Regions from separate parts of the Homo sapiens genome. Here all the other regions are linked to region 1. The links are chromatin contacts, found by Hi-C or POLR2A ChIA-PET in ENCODE. All regions are on one chromosome and are shown on one strand. Each heading gives the region's core, a stretch centred on a gene start or an enhancer-like site at or near the end of the contact. The rest is flanking DNA. Distances are from core to core; before and after follow the strand shown.

Region 1 (4,034 bases), core at 603-3,102:
AGTAACACACATGAAAGGGTTCTGTGAACTCTCATAAACTATCCCCACATAAACTGTTTTTACTATTATTTTCAAAAGTCATATCCCTCACCCGCTTAAGGACAGCTTAACAGTTCTCAGTGCTTTAGAAGATGCCCTTATTCATCTCTATCTCAGGAGGGGTGAGGACCCAAGAGTTCCCTTCTAATGGGATATTTTCCCTTGCTCATTCCTTCTCAGAGACACTCTCTCAAAGGTTTGGCAGGGTCTGGTGGTCAGGGAAGAGTGCATCTTTACAGAAACATACCTTTTAAAAACAGTGTTCAGCCTTGTCCTACTCAAGGCACATGCTGGATATATGTTTGTTGAATGGCTAAGTCAATGAGTGAAAGAATGAAAAAGCCATACCTCTTTTACAATAAATTTGCATAGACGAATGAAAAATTAAAAGACTGTCAGAGACAGGTACAGCACAAATTGCCCCCACCTCAACTAGCCATCCCTTCAACTCCAACCCCTCCCACCACAGAAGATGATTAGGGTTTTTTAGGAAAAAAAGAGAAGCTGTACAGCAATGACACACCCCAAAGACAGCACACTAAGATTCCTTTGCTTTATATTGTTTATAATGTTTAACCTCTCTGGTGGCCACCAGTTCTTAAAAGCTCCTAAGCATTTTCACAGAAAATATAAGAGGAAAACCAGCAATAGTAACAACGTCAATGGTGCCGGCAGACACAGAAAGACTCAGAAAAATATGGAGGCTCTAGGATGCCTGATAACAAGTCTCATTTCCTAAAATGAGATCTGGGGACTGGAGAAAGTGTTATCAACCAAGACAAGGAATAGGATAGACATCAGAAGTGCCCAATTCCAACACATTTTCTGAGACTCCTTTCCTAGGCAAACCTGATGAATGTGCAGACATAAATAGATAGTCCTACCATAAATTGATCTCTTTTTATCCTAAGTAATCAAGGTCCAGTCATTTCCCTCAAGCTGGGCTTCTATTGCTCTCTCTGGAGATTCAGCATAAACATGTCCTTGAAGTTTTGCTCAGGTAGATGAAGGTGGCAGAAAGCATGCAGCTACTGGGGTTAGTGGCTGTCCCCTGATTAAGTGCAAAGGTGGAGACCCATAGTTTATCCCCAGAAAGTTTCCATGCTTTCCCCTGGCATTTTCTCTCAAGCTTTTACAAGCCTTGTTCAGGGAGTGGAAACTCATTTTAAAGGTAGTTTAGACCCACCCTTCCCTTAAGGGAAATTTCTATGCAGGGGGAAAGCAAGCAAAACAAAACAAAAGTTACACTTCAAAGCCTTACAAGATAACCACAGGGAGAAGGCTAAGTCCTCCCAGTTACTCAGCCCTCCCCTGTGCTAATTGCAGGAGGTAGAGCCTGACTGTATTATTATTTGCATACTTGATCAGAAGAAGGGCCACAGAAGGAGGTCTAGAAGCTCAGCTGGTGTTTGACTGACATCTTTTAGGACTTGGACCCCACCGCCCACCCCCGCAACCAACACCACCACCAGTCCAGGACCTGATGTAATATTGCCACAGACTGATTCCCGTTGCCTTTGATATGCAACCTGTGCCTACAGTCAGCTCTCAGGGCTAAAGAAAACAGTCAGCTCCTGCGGCATCTGATTTGCCTCCTGCCCTCGCTGCTGTTAATCTGCAACACGCCACAGCCTCTAGATCGCTGCCGTTCAGAGTCGGATGTCATGGGGGCGACTGGCAGGGGTTCTTTCTTCTTTCGGTTTGATACATCCTTCCTTCCGCTGCTCCTCGCAATCAACCGCTAGGGGAAGGAGGGAAGCAGGCAGGAGGGAGAGCGGGAGACTTCCGGAAATCCCTTTCCTCCCTTCCCTTCACAGGTTGCCCCATAGTGACCCTGGAGACTCCCGCCTGCCCCCAGTGAAGGAATTGGTTACTCTCCCAGAGCCCTCCCGGGCATCGCCCCCTTCCTCACTTCCTCCTCTTCCTGCCCCCAGCCTCTACCCCTCCAGCCTCCTGTGGCTTCACAGGCAAGTGCCGCATCCCAGGAAGAAGGAGTTGGAGCTCCGTGATGGTGAGCTTTCAGACTTCCCCCTACAACCTCCGCCTCCCCAAAGGCACAGAGGCAAGCAGTGGCTTCCCTGGTATCATTTGTGGATCTAGGAGCATGAGGGAGCTATCGAAGACGGCATGTAGCCTGTTCTTCTTTCTCTTAGTAAACAATAATATCTAAATGTGCTAGAGGGAAAATACTTTTTAATTTATACTTTAAAACTGGTTTAGATTTTGAATGTATAGTCTGTTTTCCTGGAGTCCAATTGTAACATGAACCCCAAACCTAGGAGTTCTGTTTTTATACATCAGGAAGGGGACCAACCCACTCACCCATCCACCCATCTTTCAACTCACCCACCCACTCTTGTTTATAACTGCATAGTGGTTTATTTTGCCAGCACTAAACTATGCAGCTTGTTTCCCCTTTGCCAGCCTCTGCAGACAGAAAGCAAAGGCTGATCATTCTCAATTGACATGTGCACCCCTACTCTGAAGCTACAGCTGGATGACACCTCAGACAAATGCACTCATACATAAAAGTTTTTCTGCATGTTTTCGTTTTTGATTCTTTTATTGGAAGCATTTTTATGGCTGGGAGGTAGGTGCACATCCATTACAGTGAGGGGTCAGATATTAGAATACTTACGGTGCTTATAATTTTAATAGGATCACCCCCCTCATCCCTCATTGCCAATCAATTTCACTCTGTTTCAGGGTCACAGATCATACCCCTAATCCTGGCCAGTTGTCTCACCAATGTGTGTCACAAGCGGCCTGGGGCAAGAAAGTATAGATGACCCAGCATAACCGTTGCTTCTATTGCAAAGGGTACATCCTACAAAGAGCAGAACACGATTAGAGGCAGGCATAATTGCAGGCACTAAATTAGCATGGGTCTCTCAGCCAGGGGCTAATCTAAGCCAGACCTCACGTCATGGCAGGCCATGAGTACATCGCAATTACAATTCAAAAGAAAAGAGAAAAATCACCCTTGATTCTCAAATGTTTATTTTTAACACGGCAGATACTTAGCAATTATATCAGAGGCTGAGGCATCTGGAGTAAGCAAGAAAGGTGATTTGGGTTAATAATCTTTGAAAGGCTAAAGGATTTTCAATGTATGTATAAGACTGAGCCCTGTGCATGCTCCCCATTCTCTCCCTGACATCAGCCACATCCACCCCACCTCTGCCGCTACACGTTGGTGCTACCCAAGGTCTCCATTCACGCACTGTCCCTCTGCATCTCATGCTTCATCCGGGCCCTCCTCTGACCTGACCTTACCTGGCTGACTTAGTGCCCCAATTCTCTAAAACATGGAGAGATGGAACTGGTAGCTTGAACCCTCCCAGTTCCATCTCTTCCCTTTGTAAGTTTTCCCGGTGCCCTTGGGCCCCATGTTTCTAGACTATGCCCTAACACAGAGCCTTTAAAGCTTACTTCCACATGAAGGCAGAAATCAATCTTGGGCAGCCAAAACACATATGCTTTCTCAGTGGTAGGCTTAGGAGTGATTTTTTTTCTCTACAATCAACATGTATTAATTTTACATTCAAAAATTGTGTGTGCGTCTGTGTTTATTCGGTTTCAAAATCCAGTATACAACAAACTTTGCTTCTCCTGGCTTTTTAAACTCTTTTCACATGCCATAGTCCTGGTTCACCAGTGCAATTAATTTGCCTTTGAATTTGCCACTGGGATTCTTTTTGGTCGGCGGGGGGCTGTAGGTCGGGGTCAGAGTCTTGCTCTGTCACCCAGGCTGGAGTGCAGTGGCATGATCATAGCTCACTGTAGCCTCAAACTCTCAAGTTCAAGCAATCCTCCCACCTCAGCCTCCTGAGTGGCTGAAATTACAGGCACAAGCTACCATGCCTAACTAAGTTTTTAATTTTTTTGTATTGACAGGGTCTTGCTATGTTGCCCAGGCTGGTCTCAAACTTGTGGCCTCAAGTGTTCCTCCTGCCTCAGCCTCCCAAAGCACTGAGATTACCCTGCGTTTTTGT
Region 2 (4,034 bases), core at 742-3,241, 1.1 Mb after region 1:
GGCCGTCCTTGCCCTAATCCCTCCAGTGGTGTCCACACTGAGTCCTGCAGCACTGGTAGAAGGTGGTCTTCGGCTCATCTGCAGAGTGGGTCTGAAGCTACATGTAGTAAGCACAAGGAGGTTCTCATTGAGGACATGGCTCTGCAGTAGAGTCAACATCCTCCCAGGCAGCTGCTCCCCCAAGCCCATCATCCACTTCTTTCAGCTTTGAGTACTTCCAATTTGTTACCTTGTGGGTGAAGTGCACACAGAGGCACGTGTTGCAGGCGAGGGAGTGGCAGCGGCAGCGCTGTCCCTCCTCCACGATCAGCCCATCCCTGCAGCCAGGGTAGAACAGCAGCATCATCTCGGACTCTGCTGGCTCCAGTTATTATTTTTTTTAATGAAACGTAAATCTGGTATTAACAGTTTGAGAACTTTTAGGAAAGGAATTTGAGGGCAGAGTGGGCACTTCCTGGCTCTTCCTTCTTTTCCTGGAAACCAGTCAGATTACTGGTTTTAAACTGGAGGTGGCAACAGGCATTGTAGCAACTGTGTGGCCAGAGGATGCCGAGTTCCCCTGAGCACAATTCCACGATGCCCTCCTGATATTACTATTACCTCTCTGCCTCTCCCTCTTCCCACTGACGGTGAGCAGACACAGCCCTCTTCCAGTGAGCTAGCCACCCCAGCCCTTCCACTTGCATACACATGTCTAAAAGAGATGCTGGCTCCCAGATTGACTCCTGGAACTTAAGGCAATTGCAGCTCAATTTCCATCTCACCCTGAGCTCCAGGATGCCAAGATTTAAGCCCTATCATGACCAACGTCTCAGAGAGAGATGGAAACTCCTGATCCCCATCTCACAGTGGGTACCCCAAGATACAGCTTGGCCCAGATAGAAGAGAGAGCTGGCTGCTGCTGTACCTGGTGGTTGCTTTTCCATGTCACTCATCTATCTCTAAGGCTCACCCCACCTGCCACACAGCTTCTGGACTTTTACTTTTCCCTGGTGAATTGGAAATCAGATAATAGGATGGACAAATCAAGGCAGCTCAGCTCACAGAGAAAGCTAGTTGGGGTTTGCTTTCTGTTTTCACATCCTCTAAAACTGTACTGAGGATGGTGTGTGTGTGTGTGTGTGTGTGTGTGTGTGTGTATACCTATGTACTTGGAGGAGGGTGAGGAAGGGGAGGCTGCAGGATTGATTATGACTTATTAAACTATTGGAAAAGAGGCTGAATCATCACAGTCAAAAATAAACAGCTGCAACTCCATGCGACTCCCACTTCTTGCCTGCTCCCCTTTGCTCCCTCACAGCATGTAGGAGAGACTGTGCTGGGTCAGACCAGCAGGTGCTGACTGACGTGGCTACAGCAAGGGGACCACCTGTATGGCCGCTGCACCTCCAAGCTGTGGGACGCAGGGACAGCTGGGACCAGTCGACGTCCACTGGCCCTCTGATGGCTCCTAGGACTGAATCTTGGACTCCAGGTGCGGGTTTACACTCCCTGCGCTCATTGGGAACTGCATGGAGAAGCGCTATCCCCTGAGCCCTTTTTCTCCCTACTCTTAGCCTGGCCCTGCGCCCTGCGCCCGGGGCTGGCCCACGGTAAACACAGCTTTGCTAACTTGTTTGGCTAAGGAAATCACAGAGGTCCCGGTATAAGTCTGGGTCACCCCGGCCGCCACTCCAGCTGCCTAGAATATATGGGTGGAAGGGAATCGACTCTGTGAAATCAGAGGGAAAATAGCGCTTGTCCTTGCCATGAGTCTTGAGGAGACCGAAAACGCTTAACCTTTTACGCCCCCGCAGGCGGGTCCCCTCTCTCCCCGCTCCCCGGCTGTCTGTAAGCTCTGCCTGCGGCCACCCGCAGGCGTTTCAGCCGGTCTCACCCCTGTCCTTCTGCAGGACCCGGGAGGAGGGGTTGGGGGGGCGGAGCGAAGCCGCTGTGACGTAGCGGGAGGGGGGCGTGGGGAAATGTGCCGAGGGGCCCGGGCTGGCTGGGCCAGTCCCAGCGGCGCAGCCACCCATGCGCGCGCGCTCGCAAGACCACCAGCGCCCAGAGCCCCAGTCTGAGGCTTGGCGCCGGGGGTCTGCGGGCGAGGGGAGCTCTCTACGTGCGAGGGGCTAGCGGGAGCCGGCACAAGAGGGTCGAGGAGCCAGGAACCCCAAACGTCCGGCGCCAGGCGCTAGCCAAGCTGCTGCGCGCCCCGGCGCCCAGCTGGCTCGGGGACAGCCGCTGGGTGTCGGAGACCGGAGCTAGCGGATTGCAGCGGAAAAGCAAAGGTGAGGGGTGTGTGTGTGTGTGTGTGTGTGTGTGTGTGTGTGTGTGTGATAAGAGAGATGGAGGGAGCGAGAAGCGCACTTGGGCACCTGTGTGCATCTGCGCTGATGGTGGTGTGCCCATCCGAGTGCCTGAGCTTAGGTCCCGGTGCGTGATTCTCCGCTCTTGTGCCTTTTGGGGTGATTGTAGTAGGAATGAACGACAACGGGTACCCTTGCCTGAGTAAGGGGGCTGTGGGTAGAGTGTGCTGGAACGGACGTGTCCTCGCAGCCTCATGCCCGTGTGCGTGGCGTGTGCCCTTTAGCCCGAGATTTCAGGTAGCTGCGACGGGTGACAACTTCTCTCCCAGCCCCCTACAAAAGAGACCTGGCGCGAGGGGAGCGAGGCCGTGAGATGCCAGCTGGGGCTCCTGCGGGAGCGCACCCGGAGATCCGAGCCTGCCAGAGGCAGGCGGCGGGCGCAGAGCGGAGAAAGAGGGGCTTCTCTCCCTAGACGCTGAACGATCTAGGATCCGTCCCCGTCCCCCACCTCGGGACAGAAAGGACAGTTTGTCTAGGTTTGGAGAGAAAAAACCACTGCATAGGCCGTGCCCAAAAGCCGCTGGCCAAGTCCCCCAAGCGACTGTCTTCTGCGCCCCGATGTCTCTGTCCTCAGCGCCCCCCCCCCACACCCGGCACCCCTGCTGTGCGTTTCGATACTGGGCGTGCTGGCGCCACAATCTCCGCTCTTGCCTCGTCTTCCTGGAAATGGCACAGAGTTCTTTGGGAAACCCTTGCTCTGAGGATCAGCGAGTTGGATGGCCAGGAGGAGGACTTTCTGTGCCAGCCGGGAGCAACCGGCTCCGCGGTCCTGACACTCGCCCCTCCATTTCTCAACCCCGTAGGCCAGCACCGCCCCGGCTTTTCCCAGGCGCTCACGCGCCGCGGTGGCCCTCAGGGGCTTTTGTCACCCTGCCAGTGGGGGCTCTCGCTCTAGCCGCACAGAGACCAAGCCGGGTTCTGCAGGCCCTGAGGGAGGCGGGGGGTGGGAAGTGAATGCGGGAAACATGATGGGGAGAGGAGAAACTGAAGCTGAGTAGGATTTAGGACCTCCCCTGATGTCGGGTCGCCATCCCAACACTCATTTCTTGGGCTGGTAATCACAGCCCCTATGTAAAAGGGGGGCGGGGGGGGCAGGTGCGTGAGACCATTCTCACCCTCCTCTCTACAGAGCCTGGACATGGTTCAGAGGAAACCAACCACTAGCCATTTCCAGCATCTAACAATTCTTGGGCTGGAAAAACAAAGAATGCAGAAAACGAAACTTCCTTGTACATTTAATTTAACCACAATTCATCTAGAATTGTCTGCCTGGCATTGGAATATTCTTTCTCTGAAACAAAAATGAAACAGAAGTCTCTGGAAGACCTTAAGCGGCTGACTTCTTTGTTAAATAAGACTCCCCATGATTTAAGCTCATTTCTTGCTTAGAGGAGCCTTCCCACTCTCAGCCGGCTCCCCAGCCTCCCACCTCCACCACCTTCACCAAGACTCTGAACCCTGTCTGTTGCTACCATTAAGCAATTCTGTCCTGTTGACTCAAACTCCAGTTAAAATGACCGAGTTAGGGCTGGAAAGCAACACTCAACCCTCTCTCATACTCCCTGCACCATCATCGTTCCTAGCCCAAAAGCTCTTAGACAGGGGCTCTGCCAACCCAGGGGGATTCCGTGTTACTCAGACATTGGAGTGTGACCATTCATGTTATATAGATGGGCCCCTGGAAAT
Region 3 (4,034 bases), core at 702-3,201, 1.1 Mb after region 1:
AGAACAGAGGGAGCTCGTGGGTGTTCCTGGTGGTTAGTGGGATAGGGAAACACCCGTCTAAGCCTGTCCCCATGTATATCTGAGCACCCTCCTGAGTAAGAAAAAGGGACACAGAGGGAAGACCGAGGCCACCATCCTTTCCATCCCAACAGGAGCAGCATTGATCACGGGCAATGCAAGCCCAGTGCCCCTCGGAGAAGTTTCTTCTCTATTTGCTGTTTTAAATCCTCGCTACAAGGGTGGTCAGAGAACCAGCAGCACTGGTCCGGCTTGGGAGCTAGTTAGGAATGCAGAAACTCAGGTCTCACCCCAGACTTTCTGAATCAGGGTCTGCATTTTGTGGAATTCCATGGGGGATTCTTATGCACATTAAACTGTGGAAAGCAAAAGATTAAAACTGGTAAAACTTGGCCAGGCGCAGTGGCTCATGCCTGTAATCCCAGCACCTTGGGAGGCCAAGACGGGCAGATCACCTGAGGTCAGGAGTTCGAGACCAGCCTGGCCAACACGGTGAAACCCCATCTCTACTAAAAACACAAAAATTACTTGGGCGTCGTGGTGTGTGCCTGTAGTCCCAGTGCCTGTAGTCCCAGCTACTCGGGAGGCTGAGGCAGGAGTAATCGCTTGAACCCGGGAGGCGGAGGTTGCAGTGAGCCGAGATCGCGCCACTGCACTCCAGTCCGGGTGACAGAGCAAGGCTCTGTCTCAAAAAAAAATAAAAATAAATAAATAAATAAAACTGGTAAAACTTCTACAATACCAAGAGCTTAGAAAATGAGTTCTCCTGCCCCATGTGGGATTGGCAAGAGCAAAGAAGAGTCCCAAAAGAACAGAAAGTTTTCTGCAGAGTCTCAAGAGAAGAAAAAGTTTCTGGCAGAGTCCCAAGAGAACAAGAAGTTTTCTCTAACCGGCAGACCAGTAACAACTTTAGGACACAGCATCTCCATCACAGCTTACACAATGGGGCTCAGAATTCCTCACGATGGGGATATTAATTCCATCAACCCTGATTCGTTAGCAGCAGGGAGAATCATTCTCTGACCGTTCCAACTTTTAACATGCCAACAGCCTGTAGACTTGTACACACCTGCCACAGCAGCACATGGGCATTCCCGGCTGATTGATACAGGTTTGTTTTCTTTATTTCCTTTCTCCCCCTTTTAAACCTGTTGTTCCGCTTCCAAGAGTCAGTTCAAGAGGCTGGTGAAGTTGCAGAAGTGGAAACAGCACTAGGGCTGCTGGGCCTTAGTGGAGCTGCACACACATGCCCTAACTCCACGAGGGGGAATCCAGCAGAAGGATTCAGGTCTGGGCGGAGAGGACTGTGGAAAAGTTCTCTAATGCCTCGCTACTCAAAGCGTGGTCCGCGGACCACCCAACCTGGGAATTAGTTAGAAATGCACACTGTCACGCCCCACCCAGACCTGCTGCAAGTTAACCAGATTCCCAGTCAAGTTCCAGAGGTCCAGCTAACAGCCAGAGCAAGTGGGAGGGGCCTGGGAGCAGCTGGATTTGTAGCTGCCTCTGCTCCCAGGAATCCCGGGTACCCCCACACACCGCCTAGGAAGGGACGAACGAAGAGGATTTGGGTTAGGACTGTAAAAGGAAGGCATGTCATTGCCTTCCAGATCACCCTGGAGAGGGACATAGCCGGGGTCCGGGGACTTCCTTCCCACCGCCCCTCACCCTCCCACCCCGCCCCGACACCTGCCAAAGCCTCCAATTTCTCCTCCAAACCCCTCCTCTCTCCAGGCGTACCCCCTTCCAAGCTCCAGGTGGCTGCCCTTCCAAGTCCCACACTCTTGTCCTGATGGCCTCCGACCCCGGGCCTCGAGCCCAACCAAAGGCACCGAAGGAGAGAAAAGCCAACTCACTAGGGTGCCCTCTCCAGCCCCCACTGCACTTCCATCAGCCCCCGCTGCCACTCTCTCGCCGGCTCCACTCCCGCAGTCACTTCCTGCTTCCCTCCCGCACACGTGGCCCTCCCGCCTCCGGGCCCCGCCCCCTTGGCCGCAACTGGCAACTCCCGCCTGAAGAATAGATTCTCTGGTTCACAGCCGTCTGCAGGCTCAGGAACAGATCTGGGCGGGCAGAACAGAGCCCTGAGGCCAAGAGCCCAGCAGTCTGCGAGTGACTGCAGCCCTAAGGGAAGCTACAAACACCCAAGGAAAGAGCCCTTTGTAACACCCCTGATGTTACTTATGCTTCTACACCTTTGGCAGCCAGGTCCATGCCACTGGGTGCGCAGCAGAGCAGGATGTGCTGTGTGTGTGTTGCGGGAGAGGCTGGGGGCGGGTAATGTGATGGCATCGGCATCATTCTCCAGTCAATGACCCTCAAAAGAATCACTGGAGGGGGTCAAACACAAAATGCCAGCACCCCCAGAGGCTCTGGTTCCGTCATTCTGGGTGGGGCTGACATTTTGGGATTTTTTTGTTTTTGCTTTTGTTTTTTTGAGATGGAGTCTCGCTCTTTCGCCCAGGCTGGAGTGCCGTGGCCCAATCTCGGGTGATTGCAGCCTCTGCCTCCTATGTTCAAGCGATTCTCCTGCTTCAGCCTCCCGAGTAGCTGGGATCACAGGTGCATGCTGCCAAGCCCCGCTAATTTTTGTTTTTTTTTTTTTTTTTTTTTTTTTTTAGTAGGGACGGGGTTTCACCACGTTGCCCAGGCTGGCCTCGAACCCCTGACCTCAAATGATCCACTCGTGTGGGCCTCCCAAAGTGCTGGATTATAGGCATGAGCCACCGCGCCTGGCCTGAGATCTTGTTTTGAGCTAGGAGTTGCTGATGCTGCTGTCCTGGGACCACCCTTTGAAAAGCACTGCCCTAGGTCAAAGGCTTTGATCTGCAGGATTTCTGTGAAAAGACCAGAGGATAGGATTGACTAGATTTAGCCAAAAACAAAACAAAATAAATAAATAGATAGAAACAAGATGCCTGGGCTGGGCGCTGTGGCTCACGCCTATAATCCCAGCACTTTGGGAGGCCGAGGCGGGCAGATCACAACGTCTGGAGATCGAGACCATCCTGGCTAATACGGTGAAACCCCGTCTCTACTAAAAATACAAAAAATTAGCTGGGCGTGGTGGCAGGCGCCTGTAGTCCCAGCTACTCGGGAGTCTGAGGCAGGAGAATGGCGTGAACCCGAGAGGCCGAGCTTGCAGTGAGCCAAGATCACGCCACTGCACTCCAGCCTGGGCAACAGAGCAAAACTCCATCTCAAAAAAAAAAAAAAAAGCCTGATTAAATTTGAATTTCAGAAAAATAACGTCATTTATTACTATAAATATGCCCCGGGCAATGTGTGGGACATACTTATGTTACAGGCATATTTGTTGTTGATCTGAAACTGAAACCCAGCTGAGTGTCCTGTGTTTTATTTGACAACATATCAGAGCGTGACCTGAGCAGAAAAGCTACCCGTGGTCTCGATGGCCATAGCCCAAAGGGTCCAATAACAGGCCTCTTTCTTCCAGTGGAACTAGGTTGTTCACACTGACGGTCGCACCATATACCAAGCACTCCATGGGGAGGAGAAGACAGCCTGGCCACTGGAGGGTGGTCTTTGCCCTTAAAAGACCCCCAACTTGGAAGAGTCAAATCAGCCATTGCAATTCCACATAAGAGAGTATGTACAGGCACACAGAGACACAATACCCATGTGGCACGGCCCATCAACTCATCTTCCAAAATGTCATACCTCTTCCTGCACGCTGCAATAGCCATAAAATGACACAATATCTTAGACTCACTTCAAAATATGATGGAAGAGAAAAGTGGATGGAGTAGAGATTAAACAAAATTGGCCATGAATTAACCATTCTTAGGCTGGGCATGGTGGTTCACACCTGTAATCCCAGCACTTTGGGAGGACAAGGTGGGCAGATTGTTTGAGCCCAAGAGTTTGAGACCGGCCTGGGCAAAAAAGCAAGATCTCGTCGCTACAAAAAGTTTTTAAAAAGTAGCTGGACATGGTGGCAGATGGTAGCTGGGCCTGTAGTCCCAGCTACTAGGGAGGCTGAGTGGGGAGGATCA

The links. A loop is a pair of places that touch in the nucleus more often than their neighbours do. ChIA-PET counts read pairs that join two places held with the same protein, here RNA polymerase II (POLR2A). Pooled maps may share reads with other maps.
Region 2: a loop to region 1 is called in a map with no recorded cell type, with 8 times the contacts of the local background. The contact joins the promoter of SSTR2 here to the promoter of LINC01152 in region 1. A Hi-C loop is called at or near these places in 6 of 37 single-sample maps with no recorded cell type and 2 of 50 pooled maps.
Region 3: a pooled map shows a loop between it and region 1 (5-fold over the local background). The contact joins the promoter of SLC39A11 here to the promoter of LINC01152 in region 1. A Hi-C loop is called at or near these places in 1 of 37 single-sample maps with no recorded cell type and 2 of 50 pooled maps. POLR2A ChIA-PET finds 5 or more read pairs at or near these places in 1 of 52 experiments (WTC11).

What each region holds. Positions count from the first base shown.
Region 1 is chr17:72,028,802-72,032,835 of GRCh38, forward strand. It overlaps LINC01152 (long intergenic non-protein coding RNA 1152), which reads left to right and starts at 1,853. Exons shown (of 3, transcript NR_110132.1): 1 at 1,853-2,050. RefSeq lists an enhancer at 978-1,748.
Region 2 is chr17:73,163,019-73,167,052 of GRCh38, forward strand. It overlaps SSTR2 (somatostatin receptor 2), which reads left to right and starts at 1,992. Exons shown (of 2, transcript NM_001050.3): 1 at 1,992-2,270. It also overlaps the pseudogene POLR3KP2. RefSeq lists an enhancer at 1,117-1,366 and a silencer at 1,907-2,246.
Region 3 is chr17:73,090,737-73,094,770 of GRCh38, forward strand. It overlaps SLC39A11 (solute carrier family 39 member 11), which reads right to left and starts at 1,952. Exons shown (of 10, transcript NM_139177.4): 1 at 1,875-1,952. RefSeq lists a silencer at 881-1,112.